Linked DNA regions of Homo sapiens: region 1 is linked to region 2. Evidence: read pairs that join two places in POLR2A ChIA-PET (ENCODE). Cell type or tissue: K562. All regions are shown on one strand. Links, peaks and the distances in the headings refer to the core of each region. The heading gives the core; the rest is flanking DNA. Region 1 holds the start of FFAR3 (free fatty acid receptor 3). Region 2 overlaps ATP4A (ATPase H+/K+ transporting subunit alpha).

Region 1 (5,366 bases), core at 47-5,046, 200 kb before region 2:
CACTGCCGTACGGATGAGCGGGTGTTCACTACACGAAGGTACTGGGCAGAGGAGCAAACACTGACTAAATTCTAGCCTGTGCTTTGCTCAACAAGCCACATGCCTGCCTTGCTTGCATCAAGGGAAGGAGTATTGTGTTCTAATTTGAAGAAATACACCAGCCACTCCTTAGGCAGCACTTGGTGCGGGATGGGCTCCTCTGGAAAGGGAGCACCTAATTTGCACAAAGGTGCTGCACCAGGTAGCTACGATCCTGGAATGGGATGAAGAAACTTGCCTAAGGCCCTACAGCAAGGAAGGGGTAAAAGCAGGATGTGATCCTTCCAAGCAGAACCCCCAAGAGCCAGGGGACATTTGGGAAACCTGGGGGTGTGGGGGTTAACCCTGTATTTGTGGTCCATTTCGCAAAGGATAGCATCCCACATCCATGAGAGGGAGGTCAGAAGGGAGTGGCTGTGGCTGTGAAGGAGACAGACACCTGGGCACCTGCTCTAAATTACAGCAATGCCATGCACATGATGATGTATTGGAGCACAACAAATGGCAGCCACCAGCTGGGGTGCACGCACCAATTTCTACAAATGAGCTCTGTTCAGGCTGAAATGTCTACGCATGCAAGGATTTTTCTTGTAATTGATGATATATCCCCAGCGCCCAGAAGACAGAGTGGCACGCAGTAGGTGCTCAGTAAATGTTCGCTCAATGAATGAATGAATGCCTCTACTAGCCTTCCAAAGAAAGTTCTATGTCTGTTTTATCAATATGGAAACAGGCCAGAGAAATTAAGTAACTTCTTTTGGAAGCCAGAAACAAGCCCGGCACTTGTGCAGTGACAACACCAGGGAATTTCAGTAAAAACCCAAACTCCACCCCAGGGAGCCCCAGTGCCTCCTCCCGCATCACAGGGTGCCAGGGCCCACTCTCTTTGACTCCTGCTCCATAGCCCCTGCTGGGTACTGGGCTGCTTCTCCCAGTTCCTCCTGCCTCCCCCCACTTAGGGCAAATCCAGTGCCTCCCTGGGGCCCAGGAGACTCAGTGTGATCCACCCCAGGCGCCTCTCACTCCTGTGAGACCCAAACCTCCTATCAGCTCCCCCAGCAGGCCAAGTCTGTGCACCCGTGACTCCCCTGCCCCAATGTTCCCTCCAGTGGCTCTTTGCCTCTTCAGTATCCACGTCTTCATGATCCTTCCCCTACTCCATCCCCCAAGCCCTCACCACCAAATGTAATGTAAACAGCATGACAGCAAAAACTTTTTGTTCACAACTGCGTGTTGTTTTTTTTTTTTTTTTTTTTTTTTAGACACAGTCTCACTCTGTTGCTCAGGATGGAGTGCAGTGACACAGTCATGGCTCACTGCAGCCTTGAATTCCTGGGCTCAAGCGATTCTTCCATTTCAGCTTCCCAAGTAGCTGGGACCAGAGGCACATGCCACTAAACCCAGCTAATTTCTTTTTTCTTTCTCTCTTTTTTTTTTTTTTTTCCCCTGTGGACATAGGGTCTCCTCATGTTGCCCAGGCTAGTCTCAAACAACCTGTGCTCAAGCAATCCTCCCACCTCAGCCTGCCAAAGTGCTAAAATTACGGACCTGAGCCACCGTACCCAGCCTACTGCTGCACTTTTAACAGCTTAATTGAGATATTATGTACATATCATCAAATTCACCAATGTTAAGTGTACAATTCAATGATTTTTAGTAAATTTACTGAGGTGTGAGTCCATTACCATCAGCTAGTTTTAGAACATTTTCATGACCCTAGTAAAGGATTTTACTTCATGTTCATTTAAACTTAATCTTGGGCCAGGCGGGGTGGCTCACGCCTATAATCTCAGCATTTTGGGAGGCTGGGGTGGACGGATCACCTGAGGTCAGTAGTTCGAGACCAGCCTGGCCAACATGGCGAAACCTCATCTCTACTAAACATACAAAAATTAGCCAGGCGTGGTGGCGGGCACCTGTAATCCTAGCTACTTAGGAAGCTGAGGCATGAGAATTTCTTGAACCCGGGAGGCAGAGTTTGCAGTGAGCCAAGATTGCACCATTGCACTCCAGCCTGGGCGACAACAAGACCCTGTCTCAAAAAAAAAAAAAAAAAAAAAAAAACAACTTAATCTTCATTTCTACCTCCATCCCCCAGACAACCACGAGTCTACTTTCTGACTCTATAACTTTGCCTATTCTGGACATATCATATAAATAAATGAAATCTGACAATATATGTACATGGTCTTTTACGTCTGGCTTGTTTCACTCAACATAAGGCTGTAGTGTGTATGGGTAGCTCATTCCTTTTCTTTGCCAAATAGAATTCCAGTATATGGATGTGCCACTTTTTTATTCACTCACCAGCTGATGGGCTGCCAGGTAACATTTCCACTGTTGGTGACTATGACCAACACTGCTGTGAACATTTAGGACTGAGTCTTTAAGTAGACCTGAGTTTCCACTTCTCTTAAGTAAATACCTACGGTGGAATTGTTGGATCGCATGGTGAATTTATGTTTAACTTTTTAAGCAACTGCCACCTGCTTTCCAAAGCAGGGACACCACCTCCCATTATTCTCACCAGCAGTGAATGAGGCCCCTATCTCTCTACATTCTCGCCGACCATAGGCATTGTCTGACTTTTTGCTTGTGGCCATTCTAGTGGATGTGAAATCATATCTCATTGTGCCCTGTGATTGTTTGAATGAACTAATAGATCACCTGTGAAACTGGACAGCACTTGGGTTTGAACCCTAGTGGTGACATTTCACAAGCTGTATCACCTGGAGCAAGTCACTTCCCTACGGTGAAGGACAAGGATTTTATGACATAAAAGCGTTGCCCTAGAAGCAGTGTCTGCTATGGATTATGTGCCCATGAAAAGGCAGCTGCTGTCATCATCGCCACCACCATTATTATTGTTATTATTATTACATTGTCACCCCAGAGATAATCCTGCACCAGTGACAGGGAAAATAGCAGCTGGCATCCGCTGCCTGCTCACGACCACACGCCAGGCTTCCGTCAAACCACTCAACATGTATTAGTAATCTTTTAATCGACCTACATATTGTTTTAATTTGCATGTGTTAATGCGTTGATCTATGAGATGGGTATTATGATGAGCTCTGTTCTGCAGGGGAGAAAGCAGAAACATGGAGAATTTAAGTCATTTCCCCCAAATCACAAAGTCAGGAAGAAACAGACCTCACGGAGCTCGCTCTCTGTCATTGCATCACACTTCCTGCCCTTACAAGGCAAATTGGATAAATGCCATTCTAGAGAAGCAGACAAAATTCAAGTGAAGAAGGGGAGAGGAAGACGTCGGCTGGGGCCTGCTTAGAGCATCCCAGCTGAGACTGCATGAGGAGGGAGGCACGCAGTTGTGGAATTTGTTCCCCTTTTAGCATGCTGACCAGCCCTGGCAACGGAGCTCAAGGCATCTATGTGCCACTGCTCAACAGTGAGTGACGTCATGGGCACGGCCAGGTCTTTATCAGTTCTGCCGGATAAATAGCCAACTGCACTAGGTCTGGAGAGACAGCAAGGTGCTGTGCGGCAGAGCATTTGGGGTCTCAAAGAAGCAGGTGAGCCTGGGCCCGAGGGGCTGGGTGGAGGAGCACCTTGGTGCTTCTCTGCTGGGGAAGGGACAGGGGACAGGGCATGCTCAGGAAGACAGGCAGGCTGACCCCGCCTGGAAGGCACCCAGAGACAAGAGGGGTGGGCGTAGTGACCTCGTGCCCTTTTAGGGGAGATGCTGCTGGCCAGAGGCCGTTAGGGCCCCCACTACCAACTCCATGTTACTCTCTCTCACCAGTGGCCACCACCATGGATACAGGCCCCGACCAGTCCTACTTCTCCGGCAATCACTGGTTCGTCTTCTCGGTGTACCTTCTCACTTTCCTGGTGGGGCTCCCCCTCAACCTGCTGGCCCTGGTGGTCTTCGTGGGCAAGCTGCAGCGCCGCCCGGTGGCCGTGGACGTGCTCCTGCTCAACCTGACCGCCTCGGACCTGCTCCTGCTGCTGTTCCTGCCTTTCCGCATGGTGGAGGCAGCCAATGGCATGCACTGGCCCCTGCCCTTCATCCTCTGCCCACTCTCTGGATTCATCTTCTTCACCACCATCTATCTCACCGCCCTCTTCCTGGCAGCTGTGAGCATTGAACGCTTCCTGAGTGTGGCCCACCCACTGTGGTACAAGACCCGGCCGAGGCTGGGGCAGGCAGGTCTGGTGAGTGTGGCCTGCTGGCTGTTGGCCTCTGCTCACTGCAGCGTGGTCTACGTCATAGAATTCTCAGGGGACATCTCCCACAGCCAGGGCACCAATGGGACCTGCTACCTGGAGTTCCGGAAGGACCAGCTAGCCATCCTCCTGCCCGTGCGGCTGGAGATGGCTGTGGTCCTCTTTGTGGTCCCGCTGATCATCACCAGCTACTGCTACAGCCGCCTGGTGTGGATCCTCGGCAGAGGGGGCAGCCACCGCCGGCAGAGGAGGGTGGCGGGGCTGTTGGCGGCCACGCTGCTCAACTTCCTTGTCTGCTTTGGGCCCTACAACGTGTCCCATGTCGTGGGCTATATCTGCGGTGAAAGCCCGGCGTGGAGGATCTACGTGACGCTTCTCAGCACCCTGAACTCCTGTGTCGACCCCTTTGTCTACTACTTCTCCTCCTCCGGGTTCCAAGCCGACTTTCATGAGCTGCTGAGGAGGTTGTGTGGGCTCTGGGGCCAGTGGCAGCAGGAGAGCAGCATGGAGCTGAAGGAGCAGAAGGGAGGGGAGGAGCAGAGAGCGGACCGACCAGCTGAAAGAAAGACCAGTGAACACTCACAGGGCTGTGGAACTGGTGGCCAGGTGGCCTGTGCTGAAAGCTAGGTCCTCCGGGGGAGGAGGGTGTAGCTGGCATGTCATCCTCAGGGCGCTTCCTCGCTCACGCCAGGAGGGACTTGGAGTGGCGAGCTGGGGCCCGATGGGGCTTGGGGGCAGAGTAGACATCTAGCCTCCCTAAGGGTATGCGCGCTAAAGCCCAGCTCTCGATCTCACCTCCATCCCCATCCACCCACACACTATGGATTGGGCTCTGGGAAGGGGTCAGGGTGAGAGGCTGCTCTGGAGAACAATGAGGTCCTCATAGCAGCAGGCAGCTCCTGTGTTTTCTTGAGGGTGGCAGAGGAGCTAAGAGCAGTGCCCAGGGTCTGAGGGGGCTGCCCAGTGAGTGGCAGGGGCAGGAGAGGGGAGAACCCCATCCTCAGAGCTGCTCCCAGCCAGCGAGTCAGGAGCGGGGGAGACAGGGCTCCAGGGATGAGGCCGCATTCTGCTCCCACAGCGCCTTTTCCAGAAAGTTCCCATTGCTCAATAAATGTGGATCATCAGAGACATTTATGAAC
Region 2 (5,366 bases), core at 142-5,141:
TGCATGGGTCGGCCCGGGCCTACCTGAGTGTCCGCCTGTGTGTGCATGGCTGTATGTCCATTTAGGTCTGTTCACCTGCCTGCCACCCATGTGTCCTGCACTGGCTGTCATTGCACACACAGGTCTTGTCTGTCACTCTGTGCCCAAGAGTGTCTGTGGTGGTCTCTGTCCCTCCTGTCCATCTGCAAGCAAGTGTCTCTGGGCACCCTGTGGATGGGTACCCTGGGCTGTGGACTTACAATGTCAGTGCAGAGTTCGATGAAGAGGATGGTGATGCACCCGAGGGGCAGGGGCACGCTGACGGTGATGTAGATGAGGTAGGGTGTCAGCTCTGGGATGTTCTTGGTCAATGTGTAGGCAATAGACTTCTTCAGGTTGTCGAAGATCAGTCGACCTGTGGGGTAGGGTGGGCACCTCAGCCTCCTCACAGCCCTCTCCCTCCTGTGCCCACACTGCCTGCCCTCCCCCTGGCGTGGCTCGGACCCTGCTCCACGCCTGTCACAATGGAGGCAAAGTTGTCATCCAGCAGGATCATGTCAGCTGCATTTTTGGCAGCATCTGAGCCAGCGATGCCCATGGCTACTCCGATGTCTGCCTTCTTCAGAGCTGGGGAGTCATTCACACCATCCCCCGTGACGGCCACAATCGCACCCTGCAGGCAGTGGGTGCAGGTGGTGGGTGGGTGGTCAGTGAGAGGCCGGTCCAAGACCAGCCCCGCCTGTCTGCCCGCCTGCCCACCCTCATCAGCAGGGCTCACCAGCCGCTGGCAGCTCTCCACGATCACCAGCTTCTGCTGGGGGCTGGTGCGCGCAAACACCATCTCGGGGTGGGTGCGCAGGGCCTCGACCAGTTCCGATGGGTCCATGTCCTTCAGCTGCATGCCATTGATCACACAGGCACGGGCATCCCTGGGGAGGAGATGGGAGGACCTCGCTGGGACCTCGGTCTGTGCCAGATGTGGGGAGAACCCCGGGGAGGTCTGGGGGGGCTTACTTGCGATTAACCTGGTCTACGGGCACACGGAGGCGGGCAGCGATGTCCTCCACTGTCTCGCTGCCTTCCGAGATGATGCCCACACTGGCTGCAATGGCCTTGGCGGTGATGGGGTGGTCACCCGTTACCATGATCACCTGTAGGGGGAACCAGTGGATCACTGACCCCTTCAGATCAGCCCAATCTCCCTGTCCTCCCTGGGAGACATCTGCTGATACACGTGTTCATTTACTTGACCAAGCGTGACCACCTCCTACGTGCCTGGGATATAGCAGAGACAAAAGAGACAAAAATCCCTGTCCTTGAGGAGCTCTAGTGAGGGTGACAGAAAATAAAGAAACGAATTATATAGTGTGTTAGAAAGTGGAAAAAAACATATTAAGCTTGGTGAAGGAAACGGTGACTCGATTTTAAGTGTACCCAGGGAAGGGCTTATTGAGAAGGTGATATCTGAGCAGAGACCTGTAAGAGGTGAGAGAGTCAGCCACGTGGAAAGCTGGGAGAAGAGTGCTCCTGGCAGGGAGAACAGCAGGTGCAAAGGCCCTGAGGTGAGGACAGGCCCGAACTGTCGGAGGAACAGCAGGGAGGACACCATAACTGCAGAGGAGTGAACAAGGAAAGAGGGCTAACGAACAAGCTTAGAAAGGTAACAAGGCCCGATGTAACAGGGCCGTAGAGACACGGGAAGGGCTTGGGCATTGCCTGCCTGGCCTTGGCTTTCCCACCCTTGTTTTGTGTTTGGGGAACCACTCCTCTCCCCTACACCATCAGTTGCAGTGAGGTCCCTGGCTAAGATTGGGTAAGTAAGCCCAGACCTGGCCAATCAAGGTCTTCCATCCCCCAGCCCCAGTGACTGGCTCAGGGATAAATGAGTGACCCAATCCAGTGCTACTGCAAAAGAGGCACTCTCTTTTTGTGGGGTGGCTAAGCAGGTGGGAGTTAAGTTTGAGCTGCTGGAGCAGGGGTGTGTGTGTCCCCAAGTGAAGGGAGTGCCTGCAAATAAAGCCAGCAAAGAGAACAGCAGAGCTGAGACATGGAGAAAGGAAAATTCCTAATGACACTGAGCTCCTGGATCTGGCTAGACCTGAAGCTTAATTCCCCAGAATTTTTCAGTATCATAAACCAATGCATTTTGGTTCAAGCCAGTTTCAGGTGGGTTTGTCATGGGGTTCTTCAACCCAAATCCTGCTGCCATCCTCTGTCCTCACTCCACTTGTTCCTCCCCACAGTGGCATACCCGGATGCCTGCGGTGCGACACTTGAGCACAGCATCAGGGACGGTGGCCCGGGGTGGGTCAATCATGGATACAAGTCCCGCAAAGCAGAGGCCGCTAGATGGAAAGTTCATGGCCTCTACGTCGAAGGCATAGCCAGGCGGGTAGTCCTTCTCATTCAGGTAGAGCTGGCAGAAGCCTGACCGGAAACGGGGAAGTCAGGGAAGAGCCCTGGGCACACCCTTTCTTAGCAGGGCCAGGAAATGGGTAAAATAACCAGGCCCCTTGCACCAAACACCTATGGATGCCTGACCTTGTGCTGACCCCTTCACTCACATTATCTGAATCTACCCTCACAACCACCCTGTGAGGCCCATTCTCATCTTACAGATGAGGAAACTGAGGCTCAGAGAGGGGACATTTCTTGCCAGAGGTCACACAGCAAGTAAAAGGCCCAGAATTGGACCACAGATCTGCTTTCTAGGGTAGAGGCAGCGAAGTTTAAGGCGTCAGGACAAAAATTGGGAGAGGTTAGAGGTCAGGATACGGATAAAAGTCCAGGTGAGGACTGGGGTCAAGGTAGAAAGTGAGGACAGACAGGGGTCAGGACTGGTACAGGGAAAGTCAAGGGTGAGGCTGTGGACTGCGACAAATCAGCCAGCAGCCAGGGATGAGGACGGTCAGGGCTGGGCCGGGAGTGGTGGGCAGGGTCTGTGCTAGCTCCTCCTCGCACCTGGAGTCTCCTCCCCTGCCCAGGGGTCTCACCGAGCACGCGTTCGCCCAGGCCTCCCAGGCTGAGGTAGGCGGTCTGGAAGGCCTCGCGCCACTGCTCGTCCAGCGGCAGCTCCTGGCCCTTGATAAGGATGGAGCTGCAGCGCTCCAGCACGCGCTCGGGGGCGCCCTTCATCACCAGCAAGTGTCGCGGGTCCCGCGGGTCCTCCAGCGTATGGATGGACAGCTGTGGGCGGGGGGGAGAGGCGAGGCTGTGGACGGGGGAACGGGGCGGGGCTGTGGACGAGGGAACGGGGCGGGGCTGAGGAGAGGGGCGGGGCCGAGAGCTCGGTGCGGGCTCTGAGAGCTGCGGGGAAGGGTGAAGGTGGAAGATGGAGGCCTTGTGTGGAGGGGTCCTTGGTAGAAGGTAAGCGTTAAGGCGGGGCTAGGTGCAGATTTGGAGTCCTGGACGCAGGGAATGAACAGAATTAGGGTGCGGAGTTGGGCTGGGGGCGGATTTGGAGAGCGAGGTGCTCCCCATGGACAGTCCCGCCGAGGAGAAGCTGTGGGCGGGGCTGGGTGGTGGGCGGGGCCTTGCCTCTGGTGGACGGGGCCATAGGCGGAGCGGGAGATGGGGTGGGGTTTGGCTGCGGAGAGAAGGGGCAAGGAGCGAAGCCCCTCGTGGCCCGCTGATGTGGGTGTGGCCTGGGGCGGGGCCCGAGGTGGGCGGGCCCAGGCCGTGGGCGGGGCCGGCTGCGCACCTGGAACTTGTTGGTGGAGTTGAAGGGTATCTCGCAGACTTTTGGGAAGCGGTCCCGGTAGCCCATGGCGTTGCCCAGCGTCAGCTCCGAGAACTTGAGCAGCGCCGTCTCCGATGCGTCTCCAATCACGATGCGCTGGGAGCGGGGACCGGTGTCAGGGGCGAAGCCGGCTACACCAGCCTCCCGGGATTCCCTGGAGGCCCCCTGGCTCTCACCTTGGGCACAGGCACTGCATCCTGGCCGGACTTGAAGGCGGCGCGGTTGCACAGGGTGAGCACCCGGCACAGCGCCCGCCACGTCTCCGAGGACTGGTCAAACGTCTGCCCTGCAGACCAGGCGTCCAGGCTGGGTCCCGCACGGCGGCTCTCCCGGACCAGAACCGAGCCCCCTCCTCCTAGGCTCATATCGCGGGCCCCCTCCCCAGACCTGGGTGGAATTGGGTTCCACCCAACCCTGAGGGACCCAGCCCCCGGATGACCCTTCCCTCTAGACCCGGTAGCGAGTCTCCTTTGAGACCTGGAGCCGAGCCGCCCCGCCTTCGTACAAAGCCCTCCCTACCTCCCTATCCCTCTTCAGGTCTCCACCATCCACCAGATCCTGCCCTGGCGCCTGTGCCCTCCCTCCCCCACACCTGACTGGTCTTCCGTGGTGTCAGCTGTGTGGATGTGGTTGTCAAACCACAGATGGGACACAGTCATGCGGTTCTGAGTGAGAGTCCCTGTCTTGTCCGAGCAGATCACCGAAGTGGAGCCCAATGTCTCCACCGCCTCCAGGTTCTTGACCACGCAGTTCTTACTGGCCAGGCGCTTGGCTGTCAGGGACAGGCAGACCTGGGGAAGGGGTGAGCACCGCAGGCTGGGGACCCACCCTGGCTTCCAGTCCTCTTCCCCGCGTCAAAGAACGGGGAAGGCTTTACCCCAGCCGCGGGGCTGCGTGTGCAACGTGCTTCTGCAAACACCAGGTGTTTTCTTGGCCCCAGCTTTTGTTCAGCCAGTGCTTTGTTTGGGACTCCTTCCCCAGTCTGCCCAGATACAGTAGCGAGGCCCCTCTCTGAGCTGTCCCAGCCGAGGTTCTGAAAATTCTCTTCACACAATCAAAATGAGAAGAGGAACCTTCCCCGCACCTCCCTGGGGACTGGTCTGGAGCTGGGTGCTGACTGTGGAAGGTCTGGTGACATGCTGGCTGCCTGCACAGGACATCAGCCTCTTCCAGTTAAGGACCCGGCCTCGTCATCTCTGCGCCCTCAATGTGTGGCACAGGACTTGCCCCAGGGTTGCCTCGGGAAGGACTTGCTGAATGAGTGGATGATGGGAAGGCAGGAGAATGGATGGGAGCTAAGTGGACAGATAGACAGGCAGGGAGGTGATGGGGGAAATGTGGAGGAAAGAACAGATGGTTGAGCAGGCCCCTCAGCTCCCTGCATCCCCGCCTGCCCCCACTCACTGTGACAGTGGCCAGCAGCCCCTCAGGCACATAGGCCACCACGATGGCCATGAAGAAGACCATGGCCCGCAGGAAGGTGTAGCCAATGCACATGGCCACAATAAAAAATGTGGCACCGAAGAGAATGGCCAGGCCCGCGATGATGTCCACAAAATGCTCGATCTCGATAGCGATGGGTGTCTTCTCGTTTTCCACCCCCGACGCCAGCGATGCGATGCGCCCAATGATGGTGCGGTCGCCCGTG

What was found. Peaks named below come from ENCODE experiments on the same cell type or tissue, not always from the same donor. Only the 100,000 strongest peaks of a DNase experiment are listed, where the experiment ranks them.
Region 1: POLR2A ChIA-PET joins it to region 2 with 5 read pairs; 3 of 35 experiments call an interaction of 5 or more read pairs at or near these places.

What each region holds. Positions count from the first base shown.
Region 1 is chr19:35,355,078-35,360,443 of GRCh38, forward strand. FFAR3 (free fatty acid receptor 3) reads left to right here and starts at 3,383. Exons shown (of 2, transcript NM_005304.5): 1 at 3,383-3,572; 2 at 3,803-5,366. The coding sequence starts at 3,814. The coding sequence ends at 4,854. RefSeq lists a silencer at 1-51 and an enhancer at 4,704-5,231. In K562, for the core only: a CTCF peak has its summit at 1,134 (motif pointing left); no DNase peak of the experiment used is centred there; H3K27me3 peaks cover 676 bases.
Region 2 is chr19:35,554,683-35,560,048 of GRCh38, forward strand. It overlaps ATP4A (ATPase H+/K+ transporting subunit alpha), which reads right to left. Exons shown (of 22, transcript NM_000704.3): 7 at 5,123-5,366; 8 at 4,311-4,509; 9 at 3,895-4,004; 10 at 3,680-3,814; 11 at 2,973-3,165; 12 at 2,231-2,406; 13 at 994-1,130; 14 at 758-908; 15 at 484-652; 16 at 240-394. Among named protein-coding and RNA genes, the nearest start is that of ATP4A, 6.3 kb to the right of the region's middle. RefSeq lists enhancers at 3,254-3,343, 3,413-4,028, 4,483-4,582 and a silencer at 3,604-3,703. In K562, for the core only: CTCF peaks have their summits at 1,140 (motif pointing right) and 3,074; DNase peaks (open chromatin) are centred at 1,159, 3,199 and 3,549; H3K4me3 peaks cover 1,029 bases; H3K27me3 peaks cover 2,047 bases.